5 separate regions of the Homo sapiens genome follow, and all the other regions are linked to region 1. The links are chromatin contacts, found by Hi-C or POLR2A ChIA-PET in ENCODE. All regions are on one chromosome and are shown on one strand. The core of a region is the stretch at or near the end of the contact, and the rest is flanking DNA. Distances in the headings are between cores, read along the strand shown. Region 1 holds the start of CTDSPL2 (CTD small phosphatase like 2). Region 2 holds the start of SHF (Src homology 2 domain containing F). Region 3 holds the start of ELL3 (elongation factor for RNA polymerase II 3). Region 4 holds the start of SORD (sorbitol dehydrogenase). Region 5 overlaps FRMD5 (FERM domain containing 5).

The links. A loop is a pair of places that touch in the nucleus more often than their neighbours do. ChIA-PET counts read pairs that join two places held with the same protein, here RNA polymerase II (POLR2A). Pooled maps may share reads with other maps.
Region 2: a map of sigmoid colon shows a loop between it and region 1 (5-fold over the local background). The contact joins the promoter of SHF here to the promoter of CTDSPL2 in region 1. A Hi-C loop is called at or near these places in 4 of 168 maps with a recorded cell type or tissue (B cell, naive thymus-derived CD4-positive, alpha-beta T cell, natural killer cell and 1 more), 1 of 37 single-sample maps with no recorded cell type and 13 of 50 pooled maps. POLR2A ChIA-PET finds 5 or more read pairs at or near these places in 1 of 52 experiments (activated T-cell).
Region 3: a loop to region 1 is called in a pooled map, with 7 times the contacts of the local background. The contact joins the promoter of ELL3 here to the promoter of CTDSPL2 in region 1. A Hi-C loop is called at or near these places in 6 of 50 pooled maps. POLR2A ChIA-PET finds 5 or more read pairs at or near these places in 3 of 52 experiments (A673, CD4-positive, alpha-beta T cell and WTC11).
Region 4: a loop to region 1 is called in a map of CD8-positive, alpha-beta T cell, with 8 times the contacts of the local background. The contact joins the promoter of SORD here to the promoter of CTDSPL2 in region 1. A Hi-C loop is called at or near these places in 2 of 168 maps with a recorded cell type or tissue (CD8-positive, alpha-beta T cell and naive thymus-derived CD4-positive, alpha-beta T cell) and 8 of 50 pooled maps.
Region 5: a pooled map shows a loop between it and region 1 (8-fold over the local background). The contact joins the enhancer-like site here to the promoter of CTDSPL2 in region 1. A Hi-C loop is called at or near these places in 5 of 50 pooled maps. POLR2A ChIA-PET finds 5 or more read pairs at or near these places in 3 of 52 experiments (WTC11 and activated naive CD4-positive, alpha-beta T cell).

The regions. Positions count from the first base shown.
Region 1 is chr15:44,425,265-44,429,400 of GRCh38, forward strand. CTDSPL2 (CTD small phosphatase like 2) reads left to right here and starts at 2,365. Exons shown (of 13, transcript NM_016396.3): 1 at 2,365-2,508. It overlaps LOC124903479 (a long non-coding RNA gene), which reads left to right. Exons shown (of 3, transcript XR_007064605.1): 2 at 503-709; 3 at 1,030-1,053. RefSeq lists enhancers at 1,267-1,874, 1,529-1,758, 1,875-2,482, 2,039-2,418, 2,483-3,089.
Region 2 is chr15:45,185,863-45,189,998 of GRCh38, forward strand. It overlaps SHF (Src homology 2 domain containing F), which reads right to left and starts at 2,104. Exons shown (of 7, transcript NM_001394037.1): 1 at 1,592-2,104. The coding sequence starts at 2,089. It overlaps LOC124903481 (a long non-coding RNA gene), which reads left to right. Exons shown (of 2, transcript XR_007064608.1): 1 at 1-596; 2 at 2,253-2,956. RefSeq lists an enhancer at 532-1,084 and a silencer at 1,999-2,048.
Region 3 is chr15:43,774,976-43,779,111 of GRCh38, forward strand. It overlaps ELL3 (elongation factor for RNA polymerase II 3), which reads right to left and starts at 1,991. Exons shown (of 11, transcript NM_025165.3): 1 at 1,795-1,991; 2 at 1,534-1,569; 3 at 1,064-1,176; 4 at 747-948; 5 at 550-635; 6 at 331-406. The coding sequence starts at 1,926. It also overlaps a transcript of SERF2 not described here. RefSeq lists enhancers at 1,432-1,960, 1,454-1,503, 2,114-2,323 and a silencer at 1,944-2,053.
Region 4 is chr15:45,021,473-45,025,608 of GRCh38, forward strand. SORD (sorbitol dehydrogenase) reads left to right here and starts at 1,723. Exons shown (of 9, transcript NM_003104.6): 1 at 1,723-1,877. The coding sequence starts at 1,812. RefSeq lists a silencer at 1,503-1,672 and an enhancer at 2,442-3,092.
Region 5 is chr15:43,911,793-43,915,928 of GRCh38, forward strand. The region is part of intron 4 of FRMD5 (FERM domain containing 5); the gene reads right to left. Among named protein-coding and RNA genes, the nearest start is that of WDR76, 87 kb to the left of the region's middle. Within about 2 kb of position 1,704, at least 9 of the 41 ENCODE cell types and tissues checked have a DNase peak (open chromatin) inside an H3K27ac peak, as active enhancers do.

The DNA.
Region 1 (4,136 bases), core at 1,115-3,614:
GTGAAGGTTTGAAATAACGATTTCTTGGAAATTTTTTCCCCCAGAAATATTTCTAATTTTTACCTGATTTAAAAATAACTTTATTAGCCAGTCCTCGGTACTGGGAGGCTGAGGTGGGAGGATCACTTGAGCCCAGGTGTTTAAGGATGCAGTGAGTTATGATCATGCCACTGCACTCAAGCCAGGGGTACAGAGGAAGTCCTTGTCTCTAAACAAAAAGCAAAACAAAACTTTAGGGGCTGTGTGCAGTAGCTCAGGCCCGTAATCCCAGCACTTTGGGAGGCCAAGGCAGGAAGATGGCTTGAACCATGGATTTTGAGGTTGCAATGAGCTTTAATTACTTCAGCCTGGGGAATGGAGTGAGACCCTGTCTCTAAAAATAAATAAATAAATAAAATAAACTTTAGTAATAATGGGGTAACTGTTTAGTTGGTATTTTACTGCTTTCCATGATACACTCTGGATAAACTAATTATTTGTTGGATTCCATTGAACTTTTCAGGAATCTATTTTTGTGTGTGTGGACTGTTACTATTAATAGTTCTGTGCTGTGTATACCACCAGCTCCCAATAAATGTCGCATTCAGAGCATTTTTGCACTAGGAAGATTTAGGGTGCAAATGAACTCTGACAGAAGAATCTGTAGTATACAAGGTTTTCAGAAGACAACCCACCTGCTCCATACTTCGAAATAATGAGATTCACAACGGTATGTTATTTCTGCTTACTTCTCAGCCTCTCTTGCCATCTTCCCCCTGCCCTCCCATCCTCTTTTCTTAGCGCACAGAACTACTTCTCCAATGGCTCAACACAGTCTCATCTTTGGACTTTTCCGTCTGTTGTTTCCTTTACCCAGACACTCTTCCCCTGCAACACACACTCCTCCTTTTTGTCTCAGATGTTATCTTACGAAACCTTCCCAGACCCCCTCGCCGGCACTCTCATGTGTTTTACAACGCCTATCATGCCATCCTTGTATTCGCTTTATCAGTTTTTAAATTCTGTTTACTTGGGTGTCTTCTTCAATAGATTATGATCTTTGGCCGGGCGCGGTGGCTCACGCCTGTAATACCAGCACTTTGGGAGGCCGAAGCGGGCGGATCACGAGGTCAGGAGTACGAGACCAGCCTGACCAACGTGGTGAAACCCCGTCTCTACTAAAAATACAAAAATTAGCCGGTCGTGGTGGCGCGCGCCTGTAATCCCAGCTTCTCGGGGGGCTGAGGCAGAAGAATCGCTTGAACCCGGGAGGTGGAGGTTTGAGCCGAGATCGCGCCACTGCACTCCATCCTGGGCGACAGAGTGAAGACTCCGTCTCGAAAAAAAAAAAAAATCATTACCTTTGGGGAAGGCAGTATCCGTGTCTGCCTGGCTCACTGTTTTACCCGTCGCACCTAGTTATTTTTTCAATAAATATTTCTTGATTGAATAAGGAGAGTGGCTTGGAGTTTCAGTGAAAAATGTTCTTCCAAACACTAGGCTTGGTTTTCCGATACCCCACTAGAACTGGATTCTCTGGACTGATACATTTTCACTCTGTGGAGCTGACCGTCCTTTGACCTAGGGTCGCAGGTGGGAGCCCACTGGCCTGAAAGATCCGAGTTTTCAACCTGCAGAATCACCGCCAACATAGGGTTGAGTCGAAGGGCATGAATATTTATGATCCAAAAGCGACTGCTACGCCCTCTAGGCAATGAGCTGGAAAGGGAACCTTCAAGGGCCACCGAAATCCCAGGAAAGGCGCCAGATTCGCTTTCTCCCGGCCTCAGGCAGCTCTCCCTACGAACTACCTCCTCCAGCGCGCCAAGCCGTTAGTCCCGCCTTATCCCCTCAGCTCCACCTACCCAGCGCGCCCACAGTTACTAAACCCTAGCCGCCAGGGTGCACTACGCGTTCCTAAGCCCCGCCTCCGGGGCAAGGGCGCGCTCCCCCTCCCAGCTCTGCCCAAGCAGTTCCGTTAGGAGCGGGAGGAAAAACCGTCCTTCGGGTCCCCGCCTCTCCACTCCTAACGCTTTACTCCCTACTCCCCCTGCGACCACTACACAGCCGGCTACGGAGGCCCCTAATGTACAAATATCCCCCAGGCCCTTGCTCATCCTGATAGGTTTTGTCCTTTCTTAATCGACCCAGTACTAAGGCCTTGTGTTCAGTTTTTCTCCAGGATTCAGACTAGAGAGTTTCTTCCGGCGTAAGGAACTTCAACGCTCTTCACGGAAGTAAAAGTGTTTTTTTGGTTGTTGTTGCCGTTGTGGCTGCCCGCATTCCTTCCCTCCCACCTCGCGGAATTGTGGCGGGAGGGGGAGGAGGAAGTCAGGGCGCCTGCGCGGAGAGGCCGCTTTCCATCCGGGTCCCTGTCCGTGCGGTGCAGCAGGTCGGTAGGCGGGAAATGGCGACTGGCTGAAGGAGCTGGTTCTGTTGCTGCTGCGGGGTAAGCGGGAAAGACACCACACATTGCGCAGTCGGGACCATCGCCGGAGCCTGAGGACACTTCTCTGTCGTCACAGTTAGGTAATCCCCTTCGTCCAGACGCCGCCGCTGCTTCCAATCTCAGTCCTCCTCCTCTTCCAGGGCCGTCTGCCGGGATCTCCTCCCCTTCTAAACCTGGTCCTCCAGCGGCTCTGGCGCCTTGGTAGGCATGCACTCTTTGGCGCCTCGTACGTCCACTGTGCGGAGCCGCTCCTGTCTGGACTTTCCCCTGGGAACAGAAAGGGAGCTCACTTCCCGCCAGCTTCACCTCTTAGGTTGCGGCCTGCGTTGTGATTTCTGGGGTTAGATTTCACTTTGCTACCCACCCCCACTCCGATCTCAAGTTCCTAGTCCCCAACCTCTGGGTAATTAAGTTAGAAGTTTAGCTTTTTTTAACCTTTTTGGCCCACCTCATGTTTTCAGCATTTCATTCTTTGGAGTAGGGTGCTTTTAGGGGGGCGTTGCTCTTATCTCAGTTCTTATAAACACCTTTTCAGAATCTGGAAGAAGGGATTTGACTAAGTTCTGTTTATCTTTTGTACTGTTAAAATCTCGAGTTGACATTGTTACTTTTTCAAATCGGGAGTGGTAGTAAAGAACAGTCCATGTGGAAGGCGTCTGGTTTCCACAGTGGTCAGTTAAAGAGTGAACCTTATTATCCTTAATATTCTCTGCTTTCTTTGGATTTTAAATGTCTGTATGGGTGTTTACTTTTGCATTCTTGACCAGAGTTCTGTGGTAAATAATTGCATAAGTAAATCTTGTTTATTTACTTCTCACCCTAGTGGTGGCTGGATGTGTGAATGATGTTAAACACTTCAGCGTACCTTAGGGAAACCTAAAGAGATCTAAGAGCTCGTAAACTTACCTGAGATCCTGAAATGAAACGTACTCAGTAGATGTTCCTCCGAGGCAGGGATTTATCTTCCTAATGCTGGTAACGCAGTACCAAGATGAATTTCTTCAGTGGGTATACAAATTAGTGACTTGAAATGATGGATTTATCTGTGTAATTTTCAAATTGTAGATTGCTTTGTCTCCCCATTCTTCGCCCAGTTTTAAATTTTCGTTCCTGGTCCATTTTTTATTCTTAGAAAAGGGAAATGGCGTGTTAAAGCTAGTTTTACTATATTTCTTTACTTTTTCTTTCCTTTTTTTTAAATTACATTGCAGACCAATTGTTCATAAAGAGAAGTAATAAGGAGGCTGTTGGTGTTTTCGGAATTTATTAATCATGTTGAATTTGGGATCTTTGTAGGTTTTTTTGTTTTCACTAATCAAATTAAAATTTTAAAAACTGTTCACATTGAATATCAGTTGATATTTATAACTCAGGTTTTCAGTTCTGGATAGGTCCAGTTTAGAGAATTTCACTATTGTTTGCACGATGTTATGGTTAATTTTCAATAATAAACAGGAACACACAAACATTATTATAATCCTCATTTGGTAGACTTTGCCCAAGGTCATAAAGAAAGTCAAGGCAAAAGGTAGCTCTTATGTGAAGGAGTTTTTTAGGATTAAGTTGAGCTTCATACTTTCCTAAGGCGAATAGAATAGTGGAGGTACAGGCACGTTAACTACTTGCCGAGTCAGTTTATTTAAAAAATGGAGCCAAATATGCAACTTAAAGGGATCTTAAATCATTGGTCTAGTGTGTAGGTTTTGTC
Region 2 (4,136 bases), core at 854-3,353, 760 kb after region 1:
TATGTACCCTTTTTTATGTCAAGCATTGTGTCAGGCACTTGGGAGACACAAGAAGACATGGTCTGTGTCCTGGAGGAGCCCATGGCTTGGTGGGCAGCCTGTTAGGGCATCCAAGCCACTGTAGAGAGGAGAAGGGCCAAAGACAGCTCAGGCCCATGTTGCCTGTGCCAAACAGGCAGTGGTTAGAGAGGAGGAGACTGACTGGTCAGTGGGAAGAACAGGGCCTATCCCTCTCCTCTGTCTCACTGTCACTACCTCCATCACATCACACAATAGCAGGGGACAAGAAGCAGACGAGCACAGCCTTGGAGAAGTGCCCTTGAACCTTCCTCTGCAGAATAAGTATCCTGGCCCAGGATGGGCAGCCATGCCCCATGGCAAAAACTAGGGGAAAAATAATTTGCATTCCTGAGGCTTCTGCTCTGACCCTGACAGATCTCTCTCATCCAGGAAATCTGGCGGAACGGCGCTCTCTCAGCTAAAAAGCCTCAATCCTGGAGCCAACGGATTCGGAAAGCAACTTTGCACTCCAATCAAATAAAAATGTTCTTCTCTGCTGAGGAGAAGGGGGCAGGCCCCAGAACTGAGCTCTCGGGGTGAGTGAAGAAGGACAGCAGAGCCAAGGCAGCCCACAGAGTCATCATCACAGAATTTAGGGGCCTGGGATGGCTTTCAGCTCTCACTCTGCCAGGGAGGGATAAGGCCAACCCGAATCAGGGCAGGGCCCTGAGGCATGGTGGATTTCCTGTTCTCCTCCCTATCCTGGTGCCTGCAGACCCAGGAAAAGCTCCAGCCTCCCTCAGAATGGACCAGGGGGAGAGGGAGGCCAGGAGGAGAGGAGGAATGGGCTCAGCTGCTTAGCCCCATGTGGGCAACAGGTCCTGAGCACTGACTATCCTCATACCTGAGAGGACGAGGGAAGGAGGGAGGAGTGGGCCTGGACCCCACGAAGCCCCCTTGGCAAGAGCTGTAAGCTGCCTGTCTTCGCCTCCTGAGAACAACAGCCTATAGGGCAAAGGCCAGCTCGTGCTGTGTCCGCAAGGAGAAACCCGTCTTCACCTCCTTTCTGGGGCTTCAGCACCTGCAAGGATGCTTAGGCTGGAGAAACAGGAGGAGGAAGAGGAGGAGGAAGCAAAGAGGCAACAGGAGGGAAGAGCTTTGTGCTGGCTATGCCCAGGGGGAAGGGTCAGAGATCAAAGGGCACTGAGCCGCTGCTTCCAGAGGGGCAGAAAGGCCATCAACCAGTGGGGGTTGGGAGGTGCGCCTCAATTCCCGTTAGCAAAAGGCTCATGGATCAGGCTAGAGGGGGCTACGAAGTGGAGAGCCAGCCCGGGAGGGGGAGGGTCACCAGTTCTGGGGCCATTACAAAGGATAGGGCAGAGGGGCAGAGTTTGGGGCTTCCGTCTCAGATTAGTCGGTTGAGAATCTGAACAAAGGTGGGTGAAGGCTCGGAACCCCGGGGTCAGGGGCTCGCGTCTGCCAGAAGCTGAGACACCGAGGGGCCCGGGCCAGGCCACCTTTGTCCCTCTCGCAGCCTCCAGACCCCTGACCGCCTTCCCTCCTGGCCATCCCGGCCCGGCGCGGCACTCACCCTATCGCTGCTGGCGGGGGGTCCGGAGATCCGCTCATCAGCAGGCGGCGCCGGGGGCCCCGGGGTCTCGACCCGAATAAGGCGGTGTGGGGGAGAGCCGTGGCGCGGGGGCGGCGTGGGTCCGGGGGCGACAGGGGTGGCGAGGGCGGCGGAGCCGGACGACCCCCCGGAGTAGGGGTCTTCGAAGTCGCGCTCCCGCTGCAGCCTGTAGGCGGCCAGGATGTCCGGGGGCGGCGCGGGGGGCGCGGCCGGAGAGGGCGCAGGGGGGCGGTAGTCGGGCTCGGGGGGCGCCGGCTTGCTGCCCCCTCCGCCGCCGCCCCCCCCGCGGAAGCCCAGGTGCTCCCGGAGCCACTTGGCTACTCCGCCGCTGCCGCCCCCTCCTGGGCCGGCTCCCGCACCCCCGGCGCCCCGGCGGGACCCCCCCGGGCCGCCCCCAGCGCTCCCCTGCGTTCGCGGCCCCGGGCGGGAGCCAGCCGGAGGAGCTCCGCTCAGTAACATGGGGCCAGCCAGACTGAGCGAGGGGAGCGCAGCGGCGGGTGGGGGGCGGGGGCGGGGGTGGGGAGGGGGGCGGGGCTCCGCCGGGCGGGGAGGGGGCGGGGCGCTTCAGTAACAAGGGAGAGGCGGGGCTCCGCTCCCTAACAGGGTCTTCCTCCTCCCGTAGCTCGGAAGAGTGTACGCGGGCTTCCAGCCGGTATGCACAGGCAAGAAGTGAAGTGGGCAGCCCTGGGGCAGAGGATGCGACTACTGGACTGAGGTTGAATCCTTTACGTGTCGCCACGCGGTCCCCTGTGGGGAGCGCATCCATCCCCATCTGTTCTTTTCCCCAGCTCCCAGCTCGTGCGAGACGCAAAGAGGGGAGCCCCCAGACTCCTGACTCTAGGGAGCCTTACGCCTCTCCTCTTCCCTCTCCCAGGATCTCGCAACTGGGAAACTATAATCTAGGAGGAAAATCTAGGCGGGCAAGAAAAGGGGCTAGGTTCTGTAAGATGTGTCTGTAAGCCTCCTCCTCCCGTGCTACCTTGGGAGCCCCACAACCTCCTCCCATCCAACCGTACGCACTGCACATACCCGAACCTACGTTACTTCCCGATCCAGGCAAACACATCTCACATCACATACAAACAACTCCCTAGAGACGCCCACTTCTCCCGTGTCGTTTTCACACACGCCCTTCTCACACGCAAACAGCCCTCGCTCAAACATCCCCCACCCACGGGAGCACCTGCTCCAAACGGGCCCACATGGCCCTGACGATAGCATGCGCACGCACGCAGAAATCCCTTCCAGCCACATCCCGGGCTTCATTGTCAATCAGATTAGTAACAGAATGGAAACAGACAAGTCAATAAATCAAGTCTAGAAACAGTCCCAGTGTTGTCTATCACAAACTCCTTATCCTCTTGAGGCTCAGATGCTCAAGTGCTAGGCATTTTTGTCTTAGAAATAAAGCCAGTTCCGGCTGGGCGCGGTGGCTCACGCCTGTAATCCCAGCACTTTGGGAGGCCGAAACGGGAGGATCACGAGGTCAGGAGATCGAGACCATCCTGGCTAACACGGTGAAACCCCGTCTCTACCAAAAATACAAAAAAATTAGTCGGGTGTGGTGGCGGGCACCTGTAGTCCCAGCTACTCGGGAGGCTGAGGCAGGAGAATCGCTTGAACCCAGGAGGCAGAGGTTGCATTGAGCTGAGATTGCGCGACTGCACTCCAGCCAGGGCGACAGAGTGAGACTCCGTCTCAAAAAAAAAAAAAAAAGAAAAAGAAAAAAGAAAAGGAAAGAAATAAAGCCAGTTCCTCACCATAAATGTAGGCCTGAAGCCAACACCAACACATTTGCTCTTGGCTCTGCTGGGAAAGCAGCTGTCTCACCTCACTTTACCCCACCCCCTTTCCCCCACTGCCTCAGTGTCTCCGCACTCCTAGGTTCATGTCTGCCTTTTTTTTTTTTTTTTTTTTTTTGAGACGGAGTCTCACTCCGTCGCTGGAGTACAGTGGCACGATTTCAGCTTACAGCAACCTCCACCTCCCGGGTTCAAGCAATGCTCCCAGCTCAGCCTCCCTAGTAGCTGGGATTACAAGCGTGCGCCACCACACCTGGTTAATTTTTTGTATTTTTAGTAGAGATGGAGTTTCACCGTGTTGGCTAGGCTGGTCTCGAACTCCTGACCTCAAGTGATTCCCCACCTCGGCCTTCCAAAATGCTGGGATTACAGGTGTGAGCCAACGGCACCTGGCCATATCTGCCTTTTGAGGGCGCAAAAAGCCAAGAGGCCCCAAAGGAAAGGAGTTCAAAGCGGGGGGTGTAAAGAAGGATGTAATGGCAAAACTGTGAATCTCCTGGGATTCCCAGGGCCCCGAGTCTCAAAATATTTGTTGAGTTCCTGCTTTGTGCAAATTCTAGTTGGGCGAGGTGGCTCATGCTTGTAGTCCCAGGTACCTGGGAGGTTGAGGTGGGAGAATTGCTTGAGCCCAGAAGTTCAAGGCTGCAGCGAGCTATGATTGTGCCACTGGTCAGACAGTGCTGCTTGTATTTAGGACAGTGCTT
Region 3 (4,136 bases), core at 741-3,240, 650 kb before region 1:
ATAAAAAAATGAGCCTGGTGTAGTGGCACACACCAGCTGAGGAGGGAGAATCGAGCCTAGGAGTTCAAGGCTGTGGTGAGCCGTGATCATACCACAACACTCCAGCCTGAGGTGACTGAGTGAGAATAAGAAAAAAAAAAAGGATGGCCTGAGCCCAGGAGTCTCCAGCCTGGGGAACAGAGAGACCTTGTCTCTAAAAAAATTCCTCCCATATAACGAGCTTCCAATTTCTAAATTTTAGCTTGACTAAAAGTGCTTTTCAAAATAGTCTTTGCCACTGTTTAATTATATTAATGTTACAAAAAAAAAGCCCTTGCCATTCTAACTTACCTTGTCCAGACGTTTCCGGCTGGCAGAGGAAGGCAGTGCCTGAACAGGTTCTCTGTTTGGAACATGGGTCTGGCTTCTAGGATATTTTAAGGGAATGGGACAGATGAAGACCAGGGTAGGAGGTGGAACTGGATCTTTTATTACAACATTTAAGAGTGGAGATTAGAAAGGAAGACAATGCCAAAGCTTCCCATGTTAGTCCCACCCCATCCAAAGTACCTCACTTCCCACTGTGCCATGTGCTCCCTTGAGGATCCTGGGAGTGACTGTCCTTGGTTGCTTGCCAGTGGATCTGACACTGACACCTGGTGGGGAAAGTGGCAGGAGCACTTGGTTCCCTGGAGTACTGGGATACCTTGGACTTCAGGCTTTGCCCCACCTTATCACAACTCCCTGCAATTTCTGGCCTCACCCACCTCCTCTAGTGCCATCTGTGGCTGTGATACTGCATCTCCTTCAGAATAGCCTCCTGTGTTCTGCCAACTCTCAGGATGTCTGGCATCTTCAGTCAGGTTGTGTCCCTGAACTGATGATGGGGCTGGGATAGAATCCATGGCTGCCCAAATAATGAGGCGCTCCCTGAGTGAGCCCAGGCAGTGGAGGCTGTTAGGCCCAGACCTGGAAAAGGATGGTGGAAAAAAATAGGAGGGTGGAGACCTCTTAAGCACCTCTCCACATTTCCCTCCCCCACTTTCCACAAACCCTTTCTTGCCGGCTACCTGTTCCCCCTCACCTGAGGAAGCGTTGGCACACAAGGTCCAAGCTACCACCAGCGCCCTCCTGACAACACTGGGACACTATGAAGGAGAAGAGGCAGGACCAACCAGGGCCTGGGAGTCTCAGATACTGGGGGTGGAAGGAGACGGTAAGCCCCATGAAGTCAGCCCCTCCCCCTCCTGCCGCCGCCACTCGTCCGGGAGCCAGTCCGTAAGTAAGACTAAGACGGGTCCCACAGGGCTTGTTAGCACACCAGGTGCAGCTGGGCCTGAGTTCCCCAGGAGGCCGAAACAGCACAGTCCCCTCAAACCACAGCCCCCTGGGACAACCCCAGCAGCCTCCTCGCCCCACTTGGAGTTCAGTTATCGGAACTACCTCAGACCGTGACTACTCGCAGCCTCCGGCCCCGACCGCACCTTCCACCTCCAGCCCACGTTTATGCTCCCTCGCCCTCACCTCGCTCACACACCCTGAGCTCGCACTTACCCCTCGGTGGCCTTGGAAAGCAATCACCGGCCGTACCTGCGGGGAGAGCGAAGATGTGACCGTTGAGCGCAGGTGAAGCAGTGTCCCCAGGATCCGGCGTCCGGAGCCCGGGATCACCTGCCTAGCGGGCTTCACTTGGAGAGGTGGGGAGGCCAGAGCTTGCGGAAGCCGCTCCCTCTCCCCTGCACCTTCTCCAGGGTCGCCGGCTGAGGCCCAAGGTCCCTAGGGGCAGTGACTAGAGAAGAAGGGGGCCGGCCGTACCTGTTGCCGCTGACACTCTTGCAGCGCCCGCAGGGCAGCGTCGTTGAGCCTGAGCAGTAAGAGGCTAGTCCGGGCAGCTTGCGTGAAGCAGAGCCGGAGCTGTCCTCTCAGAGGCTCCTGGAGCTCCTCCATGGCGACGAGTTCGAGTGCAAGCAGCACGGGGGCCACAGGCGAGGGCCACCACCGCCACCTCCTCTGTTCAGGGTTTGGTTGGCACACCCGGTAACCCACGTCTGCCCCACCCTCCGCCAGGAACCCGCCCCCGGCCCCACCTCCCGCCAGCGCCACCCCAAGCTTTCCCAGCCGCGTGGGCGGCGCTTCGCTCTCCCCGGCCAACCGCCCGGACCTCGGCGCTTTCTTCTAGGATCCGCATGAATCGCTTTGGGCTATCGGAAGAGCTATCCCCAGTTCTCGGGAGAAAGAGTCCGCGACCAGCGTCTGACCTCTCACTCAGAGTCCCCAGTCCTGCCTTAGTTTCCCCAGCGACCCTGAATTTGGAGTTGCTGTCTCTAAGTGAAAGCTGAACCTGCAACCCCTTGAGGGTTTCAGCCGCAGAGGGGCGGGAGAAAGGGCCTGGTTGGTAGGCGGGCTCAGCGGTTCGCGCCCAGTTAGCCCCGAGCTTCGGAGACCCGAGAGACCAGAGGATGGCTGACACGAAGGGGCACCCGAGACAGCGCCTGGGCTTTTTCCCGCCCGCGGTTCCACCGCTCTGAAACCGATTTCTAACAGAGAGGTAATTGGGGCCCTGCGGTTGTGGTGGCAGCAGTGAAAGTTGGCTGTCACCGACTGGAGCGCCCCCAGTTGGTGGGCAGGGATACGGGCGCGGGTAGTGGCAGGAAAGTTGCAGGGCAGAGAGCCAGAACCCAGTCCTAGGTCTCACCTCGTGGCCTAAACACGCGTCAGAGTGGTGAGACCGCTCCCTGAGGAGGGCCAGGAGCTGCCATGAAGTCGCCAGGCATTCCAGAGGGCCAGATCCTGGTGCACTGAGACCCCAGCACCAACCTCTGGCCAGCCCTTGGTGTCTCCACTTGTTCCTGTTTGATTATGTTTCCCAAGAGCCCCGATGTTGTCCTGTTTCCTAAACAGGATCCCTCTGTTAAATCCCTGGACCTGCACAATCCCCGGGAACCTTAACGTCCTCTACTACAAATAAAATTACCTATACATTTGTCAAAACTCATAAAAAAAAAATACATTTTTTTTTTTTTTTTTGAGACGAAGTCTTGCTCTGTCGCCCAGGCTGGAGTGCAGTGGCACGATCTCCGCTCACTGCAAGCCCCGCCTCCTGGGTTCACGCCATTCTCCTGCCTCAGCCTCCCGAGTAACTGGGACTACGGGCACCCACCACCACGCCTGGCTAATGTTTTGTATTTTTAGTAGAGATGGGGTTTCACCGTGTTAGCCAGGATGGTTTTGATCTCCTGACCTCGTGATCCACCCGCCTCGGCTTCCCAAAGTGCTGGGATTACAGGGATGAGCCACCGCGCCCGGCTAATACACATAAAATTTGTATGTAAATTATACTTCAATAAAGTTGATCTTTAAAATCTGTGCTATTTCTGTTTCTCTGCGGCAATATCCTAATCTGATAAACAGTTGTGGTAATGGATAAAGCTGGTCTCTTAGCTGGGCATGGCGGTGCATGCCTGTAGTCCCAGCTACTCAGGAGGCTGAAGCAGGAGGATCGCTTGAATCCATGAATCAGGTTGCAGTGAGCCATGTTTTCGCCACTGAACTTCAGCCTGAGCAACAGAGAGAGACCCTGTCTCAAAAAAAGAAAAAAAGGCCAGGCGCGCTGGCAGATTCCATCTCAAAAAAAAAAAAAAAAAAAAAAAAAAAAAAAAAAGAGGCTGGGTGCGGTAGCTCATGCCTGTAATCCCAGCACTTTGGGAGGCTGAGGCAGGTGGATTACCTGAGCTCAGGAGTTCGAGACCACCCAGGGCAACATGGTGAAACCCTGTCTCTACTAAAACTACAAAAAAATTAACCAGGTGTGGTGGCGCACACCTGTAGTCCCAGCTACTTGGGAGGCTGAGGCAGGAGAATCGCTTGAGCCCCAGAGGTGAATGTTGCAGTGAGCTGAGATCACGCCACTCCACTCCAGCTTAGGCTGGAGTGAGACTCCATCTCAAAAAGAAACCTGAGTTTTGCTGAATACGGGGACAGAGAAATGGGAGTCATGGTGGAGGAAATAGGATCAAGAAAAAGTTTTAAGATGGGAGAAATAGCATGTTCCATGTTGACGGAAATAATTTTTAGAACATCTCCAAAATTTTGATGGTGTAGGAGATTTACTGCAGTAGTGCCCTTGAATAGGTTTGAGGTCATGAGATCTATTCAGG
Region 4 (4,136 bases), core at 473-2,972, 600 kb after region 1:
TTATCTGACCTTGTGGCCCTCGCCCAGAAACTGACTCAGTCCAAGAAGACAGCTTAGATCCCCTATGATTTCATCTCTGACCCAAACAATCAGCACTCCTGACTCACTGGCCTTTCCCCACCCATCAAACTATCCTTAAAAACTCTGAGTCCCCGTATGCTCGAATGCTTGGGGAGCCGGATTTGAGCAATAATGAAATTCCAGTCTCCTGCATAGCTGGTTCTGCATGAACTCTTTCCCTATTGCAGTTCCCCTGTCTTGATAAATTAGTTTTGTCTAGGCAGCAGGCAAGGTGAATCCATTGGGCGGTTACATATTGGGGAGGGGGGACTGTAAGGGAATGAAATCCTGAGCATTATCCTCAAAGGAGGGAGGGGCCTTATAGACTTAGGCCTATCTAGAAGCGCCTCTCTCCTCAGAGAGTAAAACCTCACTGTTTCTCAGAGGGCTGAGAGGCTTGAAGGAAGAGTTTGGGCAGAAACTCTGCTTTGAATAGAAGCAGCAGATCCAGTTGAGAGAAAGAGGTTCACAAATTCCATTTCATGGCTTTTTTTTTTTTAAAGACAGATTTTCACTCTTGTTGCCCAGGCTGGTGTTGAATGGCATGATCTCAGCTCACTGCAACCTCTGCTTCCCAGGTTCAAGCTATTCTCCTGTCTCAGCCTCCCGAGTAGCTGAGATTAAGGCGCATGCCACCATGCCCGGCTAATTTTTGTATTTTTAGTAGAGACGGGGTTTTCACCATATTGGTCAGGCTGGTCTCGAACTCCTGACCTCAGGTGATCCACCTGCCTCGGCTTCCCAAAGTGCTGGGATTACAGGCAAGAGCCACTGCGCCCGGCCTCATGTCTTTTTTATACTTAAGCACCAGGCCCATGTAATGATGCACGAATTCATTTACTCCTACTCGTGCCAGGCCCTTTCCTGGGGGCTGGAGACAAAGGGCCGACGTGGACGCTGCGTCATGGTAGCACCTGTCTCGCAAAGTGCACACCGTGCTCCACCCACAGCCTCAGCATTCTCGTTGCTAGGAATATGGACCCTCAGGCAGCACCTCAGACCTAGACCTACTGTATCAGAATCTCTGTGCTGGTCCTGAGAATGTGCATTCTCAACAGCGCCTCACATTCCCCACCCCAATTCTTCTGCAGCTAACGTTTGAGAGCGCTGGTCTGGTGCCTACTGCCTCTGCAGGCGGTTTTCAAGGCAGCCGTGTGTGCTTGCATGTGAGGCGGCAAAAACAGCGCGCTGCAGGGCCGGCGCGGTGGCTCACGCCTGTAATCCCAGCACTTTGGGAGGCGGAGGCGGGTGGATCACGAGGTCAGGATATCGAGACCATCCTGGCTAACACGGTGAAACCCCGTCTCTACTAAACAAAAATACGTGGTGGTGGGCGCCTGTAGTCCCAGCTATTCGGGAGGCTGAGGCAGGAGAATGGCTTGAACCCGGGAGGCAGAGCTTGCAGTGAGCCGGGATCGCACCACTGTACTCCAGCCTCGGCGACAAACAAACAAACAAACAAAAAAAACAGCGCGCTGCAGATGGAGCCAGCACCCGGGCTTCTCGCTCCCAGCCCCCTCCCGAAGCCCCGCCCCGCCTCCGGGTCTGGAGGAGGCTGGGAAGCCCCGCCCCTCCACGCTAGCGCCGCCCAGGCTGGCACAAAGGAGGAAGCCTAGTCCCGCCCCTGCGTGCGGCGCTTCTCCCAGGCCCCACCTTCCATCCAGTGCCCTGGACCCTCGGCTGGGTAGCGCCACCAGAGCGACCAAACGTCCCGCGCCTTCCAGGCCGCACTCCAGAGCCAAAAGAGCTCCATGGCGGCGGCGGCCAAGCCCAACAACCTTTCCCTGGTGGTGCACGGACCGGGGGACTTGCGCCTGGTAAGCTGGGAAGGAGGGTGGGAAGCATACCGATCCTGCCTCACTCTCCTCTGAGCCCAGCCATAGTCCTGGCTTCCCACTTCCAGCCTGGCGCCGGCCCCGCACCTTAAGCGCCCTGGCTGCCCAGATCCCAGCTGGTTCCCCTCGGGGTGTGGGGGCAGCAGGTAGTGGCTGTTGCGAAGGGCAGGGATCTAGTCGTGTGCCTCCCGGAACCTAGCCCCGTGGCTGGCACGTGGCCGGTGCCCAGGACGGTTGCAAACTGTTTGAATGAAGCTTTCTCTCTCCTTTGCCAGCTGCAGATTCATAGTCCAGCCTCTTGTCATTGACCTTTCCAAAGGAAATGCTAAGGCTGTCTGAATTATCGGGGCAGACCGTGCAGAGCAGAGAAAGGGGGGCCAGAGGACACTTAGAAACAGCAGAACTTGTATTTAACTCCCTTGCTTGGGACTGATAAACCTCCCTTGCAGGATTATGATGATCACAAGAGTACTCAGCACTTAGTACGTGCTCAGGAAGTGCCAGCTCCTTCTCCTTTCCTTCCAGTCTAGGCCTCCATCTCCAGAACCCCTGCTGTTCCCCTTGCCTGTGCCAGACTTGTGGATCTTGATAGCTCCCTTGTCTGTAAGGATCCTTCTCTCCCTAAGACCCTGTCTGGTTCACTTTCCAGCAGTTTTTCTTTCCAATCCCGTGCCTCTGTCCCTTTAGGAGCATTCTGTATGTGTGTCCTCTGCCTTAGACCCTGCCTTTTGCTCCCTGGCTTGTGGCACCAAAGTTTAGGAAGTGGCTGAGTCAGCAGCCTAGTCATGCCAAGCCTCCCTTGACAAAGTCCCTCTCAGATGGGCCTGGGATGGCAGTGGGTATGTGGGATGAGTGCCAGCCATCTCTGCTGCTCCCCTGTACCTCTTTTCCCTCAAAGTACATGCGTCAGTATGTAAACTGCAGTAATTCAGAAGCTTATCCAGGTTAGCAGTTCTTGACTATTTAAGAATCTGTGGTGTCCCCTCCACAGAATGCAAATAGACTGAGTTTGGCAACAATTTCAGACTGCTCAAGGACTCCCTTTAAGCCGCTCTAAGCCCCTCTATAGAACCCTTGTCCCAGCTGACTCTCCATCTCCTCAGTTGAAGAAAGTACCATACCCAAGGTGATAGGTTTTGTTAGTTAACAGAGCCACGACAAGGACTCAGATGTTCAGACTCCCCATTCTAGTGCTCATTCCACTCTTTGGAGCCTCCACCCAAGGTCCTGAATTAAAGTGAGGCTGTTAGTGTTTACTGTTGCAAATGCCAGATGGTATTATGAGTAAGGGAAAGTGGTCCAGCTCTACCCAGCTTGCAGAGTGATTTCCAACTCAGTACTTCATTCCACAAACATTCACTCATGAAAGGGTGCCTGCCATGTGCCAGGCACTGGGCTGAGGGCCCAGAAAGGAGGACACAGCCCCTGCTCCCAAGTTTACTGAGGGAGGCAGACAGATAAAGTCAACAATTATGACAGAGCCCGAGGGCTTTGATGGAGGCCTCAGAGAGAAAAGACGCCACAGGGAGGGGCCCTTGGCCCTCTATCTGCTCAGAGCCTGCTTAAAAGTCATGCACCTAAGGTGCAGAAACACAGTTAAGTTCTCCTTCATCTTACCTCAAACTCATGGTCTTCCACTGCTCAGGCAGACTACCTCTACTATGGTTCCGTAGACAAAGCTTTGAAGATTAGAGCAGCAGCGAACTAACCTTGATCTCATCAGCTTTGCATTAGAACCCACTCTCTGACTGGATTAGGGGCTAGGTTGGGGTGGCTGTAACCTGAAGTATCTAGAAAATATGATGGGCTAGAGAATTTCACCTTTGGTTGTGTGCTGGAACACTAGCTGGGTAAAAGAGTTCAGAGGAGGATTTAGGAAAACACCTAGGCTCAGTTTGAGAATGGGAAGTGGTAGCGTCATTTACTAGTCAGAGTAGATTAAAATGATGAGATCAGGTTTGAAAAGTTGAGTTTAAGATGTCTCTGGAGGCCAGGTGTGGTGGCTGATGCCTGTAATCCCAGCACTTTGAAAGGCCAAGGTAGGCAGATCGCTTGAGGTCTGGAGTTTGAGACCAACCTGGCCAACACGGTGAAACTGTCTCTACTATAAATACAAAAATTAGCTGGGTGTGGTGCCACATGCCTGTAATCCCAGCTACTTGGGAAGCTGAGAATCGCTTGAGTCTGGGAGTCAGAGATTGCAATGAACTGAGATCGTACCACTGCACTCCAGCCTGAATG
Region 5 (4,136 bases), core at 454-2,953, 510 kb before region 1:
GGCTGAAGAATGAAACAGAGGATTCCTTGTCCACTTGATCATGTAAAAATGCTCAACAGGAAGAGGGCTGTTGACAGTGCAACTTCTAGGAGGTGGTAGGAAGGGGTCCTAGCAGGTAACTCTGAGAGGCTTGGGCTTGAAGATTCAAGCAATTAACAAACAGAAATGAGGGAGCAACCAAGCCATCTTCTCTCCTCAGCGCTTGCTACTCAAAGTGTAGCCCACATATCAGGGGTATCAGCATCACTTGAGAGCTTATTGGAGATAAAGAATATAGGCCCATCCTACACTTCCACCTACACCTTTTAACAAGATCCCCAGGTGATTTGTGTATAGATTAAAATTTAAGAAGCTGTCCTAAGAAAATTCAAAAGCCATCTTCTAACCACAGCAGGATGGACTGCCTTCCTCAGACCAAAGGGAAGGTGAGTCTTAGCCTGGAAGTTAATAAGAACCCATCCCCTCACTCCCACCAACCCTACTCTGCCCAAATGTTTGCCAAGAAAAACGAAAGGAAAAAAGACATCATGTAGAGTGAATAATTAAGATGGATCTACCAAATCAAGCTCGTCTTCACTCTGCTTCCCACAGCGAAATGCCACACGGTGTGTGGGAGAGAGTGAGTGAGCACTTCTCTGCCTCTCACTGTTCCAACTCCCACCTTCCACAGGCTTCAGCAGGATGTGGATGCAAACCTTTTGCCCCTTACTCACTGATCACTCCCTGGGCCTGGATTCACGCATCACGTCTTCCATGTTTCTCTGCTTGTCTGTGTCCAAAATTCAGGGACTGTACATATTGGACTAAAGGAGATATTACAAAGGGATAACATGGCTCTGGGCAGTGATTCTCAATGTGGCAGAGAGGGGAACATCTTCCAGGGGGAGCCCGTCAGAATCTGTATGTGTTGGGGGTGCTCCTGTGGTTTGAAATGGCCCCTTTGGGCCGGGCGCGGTGGCTCACGCCTGTAATCCCAGCACTTTGGGAGGTCGAGGTGGGTGGATCACCTGAGGTCAAGAGTTCGAGACCACCATGGCCAACATGGTGAAACCCCATCTCTACTAAAAATACAAAAAAAAAAAAAAAAAATTAGCCAGGCATGGTGGTGTCGGCGTGTAATCCCAATTACTTGGGAGAGGCTGAGGCAGGAGAATTGCTTGAACCCAGGAGGCAGAGGTGGCAGTGCGCCAAGATCGTGCCACTGCACTTCAGCCTGGCTGACGAGAGCAAAACTCCATCTCAAAAAAAAAAAAAAAAGAAAAGAAAAGGCCCCTTTAAAGTTTCTGATTTGCTCCCCTTCTCCTCCCACCCAAGGGAACATGATCCTGCTCACACTGAGAACCACTGTCTTTCCAAGGCATCATTATTGATGGCAGGTAATGGCCTCAGGTGAACTGGAATAGAAACAAGGCTTTCCACTGCTGGGCAGGGTTCCTTTTGATTTCTGGTGATAAAACAGCTGCAGGGAGGTTAAAGGCAAGGCCACAGGGCATTCTCAGGCAATGTCATAAAACTAGATGGGAAGAGGGAAAAGGATACACCAGTATCCTAAAGAAACAAACCATAGTTGAGGGCAAGAGGAGATGAGCTCATGAAAGAATCAACTGACAGCTTCAAGAGAGAGAATGAGCTGCACCAGGGCTCCCCCTCCCTTTCTGCCACAGTGGCTTCCATCGAGCTTTGTGTTTGGTTCATTTAAGAAGATAACCAGTGACTCAATGTTGTTGGTGGAAATATATTCCACATGACTCATAGCATCCTTAGACCTATTCACAAGAGACCCTGGCATGTTCTCCCCTGCCACACAAGGGCCTAAGGAAGACTATCTTGTTGCCTGAGGCACTATCTCCAGGGCCACTGTGTGTTGCCAGGCAAGGGATCAGCCTGCTGGGGCTGCCTAGTGCAGCCCTCCTGAATCTCTGAACCTCAGAACATTTCATAGCCAAGGAAATAGAAGTCCAGAGATGGAGAGTGACTTATCTGAGGTAACACAGCAATCAGAATCCAGGCCTTCTGACTCGGCCCATGGTAATTCACTTAGTTATCAGGTTAGTCCTAATCCAAGTCAGGAGGACCCTTTGTTATCAGAGAGATATTCTCACTGAGACTAAAGGAGAAATGAGCTCTAGACCGGATTTAGGAGAACACGCTTGCTTCTGAGGAAACTGGTTTTTTGTTTTTTAAACTCTGCTGATCTCTTTCTGGCCTCAGAGGGGCTTTACCTCACCTCCATTTTTGTTTGAATGCTAGTGTTGTCCTAAATTGATTGGAGTGTGAATCAGGACAGAATTAGCAAGAGCCTGCAAGATGCCAGGGAAAACCTGAGCTTTTGTGTAACACGAACATCTCTCCAGGGTATTGGCTTTGGCATAATGCTTTCTGATATCAGAGGGTAGAAATGAGTCCACAGGCATTTCCAGAGTTTAAGGCTGTGAACTCTGGAAAGCACTGGAGGCTCCTGGAGAGTTTTTTCCAGAAGATCCTTTGGCCTTACCTTCCCTTCAAATAGATTCTTTGCCACTGGCTTCCCCTATTTACTATTTCCTTTTTCCTGACTATAATTATGTTTAGTACGTCTTCCTCCCCAATATTAGACTGTAAGCTCCTTGAAGTCAGAGACTATGTTTTATTTACTTTTAATATTCTTCTACAGAGCCTAAACATCCTGTGCCTAGCTTATCCATCTATCCATCATCCATCCATCATCCATCCATCCAGTTCTGACACTTACTATATGTGCCAGGCACTGTCACAGGTGCTGGGAATGCAGTAGGGAACAACCTGGAGTCCTGTTAATGGAGCTTACATTCCAATGGGGGAGATGGCAAAATAATAACAAAACAAAATAACAATAAAGACTCACATTTACTGAGTGCATGCTGTGTGCCCTGTTTCATTCAGTCCTCCCAGCAACTCTATGAGGTGACTACCTTTTTTTTTTTTTTTTTTTTTGAGATGGAGTCTTGCTCTGTTGCCAGGCTGGAATGCAGTAGTGCAATCTCGGCTCACCACAACCTCCACCTCCCGGGTTCAAGTGATTCTCCTGCCTCAGCTTCCTGAGTAGCAGGGATTACAGGCACGTGCCACCACGCCTGGCCAATTTTTTGTAGTTTTAGTAGAGACAGGGTTTCACCATTTTGGCCAGGCTGGTCTCAAACTCCTGATCTCAGGTGATCCGCCCACCTCAGCCTCCCAAAGTGCTGGGATTACAGGCGTGAGCCACTGCGCCCAGCCTGTGACTACCATTTTAATCCTTGTTTAATGGATGAAGAGACTGAGTGCTTAGAGATACTGTTCTTGCCTTGTCACAGAGCTAGTTAAAGAACAACCTGGGATTTGAAGCCAGCTCTCTGATTTCTTAGCCCAGGGGTTGGCAAACTACAGCCCACTGCCATAGTTTCCAATGGAATAAAATTTTACTGGAACACAGCCTTGCTCATTCATTTATGTATCGTCTATGGCTGCTTTCACACTACAATGACAGAATTGAGTAGTTGCGACAGAGACCATATGGCCCGACAAGCCAAAAATACTTACTATTTGGCCCTTTACAGAAAAAGTTTGCCAATCCATCTTAGCCTAAGCTAGGCTCAAGCGATGTTCACTGAAGGCACAGTGGCCTGGTGACTCCGTTCGTTCATGTATGTCTTGATTCATCCTGTTAACGTTTTTTGGAGCACCTGTTGTGTGTCAGACATTTTGCTTCCTTGGACGGCGGGGCCCCATTTGCAGTCAGTTTCCTTCTCCTACTTGATCTTTCCAAAGAGTTCATACACCTGCAATCCCTGTTAAAAGCCAAATCTGGTACCTGAATTTCCCATTTTCTTTGCCTTGTCTCTAGCCTAGACAAGAAAATCTGTTTATTACTTTAAAAATGACAAAAGAAATTAATCAGGATTTGGCAACTAAATTTATCATCTGGGAAGAAGCCAAGAGATAAACTGAAGCAAGTTCTGTACTCCCTACTTCACCCCCTTCTCTCAGCCTGGCTTTATGGGAATGGCTGAGACAGCAGTGAAATTTAGGACCAATATTGCCTGGAAAAAACACACTGACAGCTAAATTAGTTTGGCAGCAAGGTGGGATGGAGGGCTCTAAGCCAGGGATGAATTACGGATGTTGAGTGAGGCTGGGCC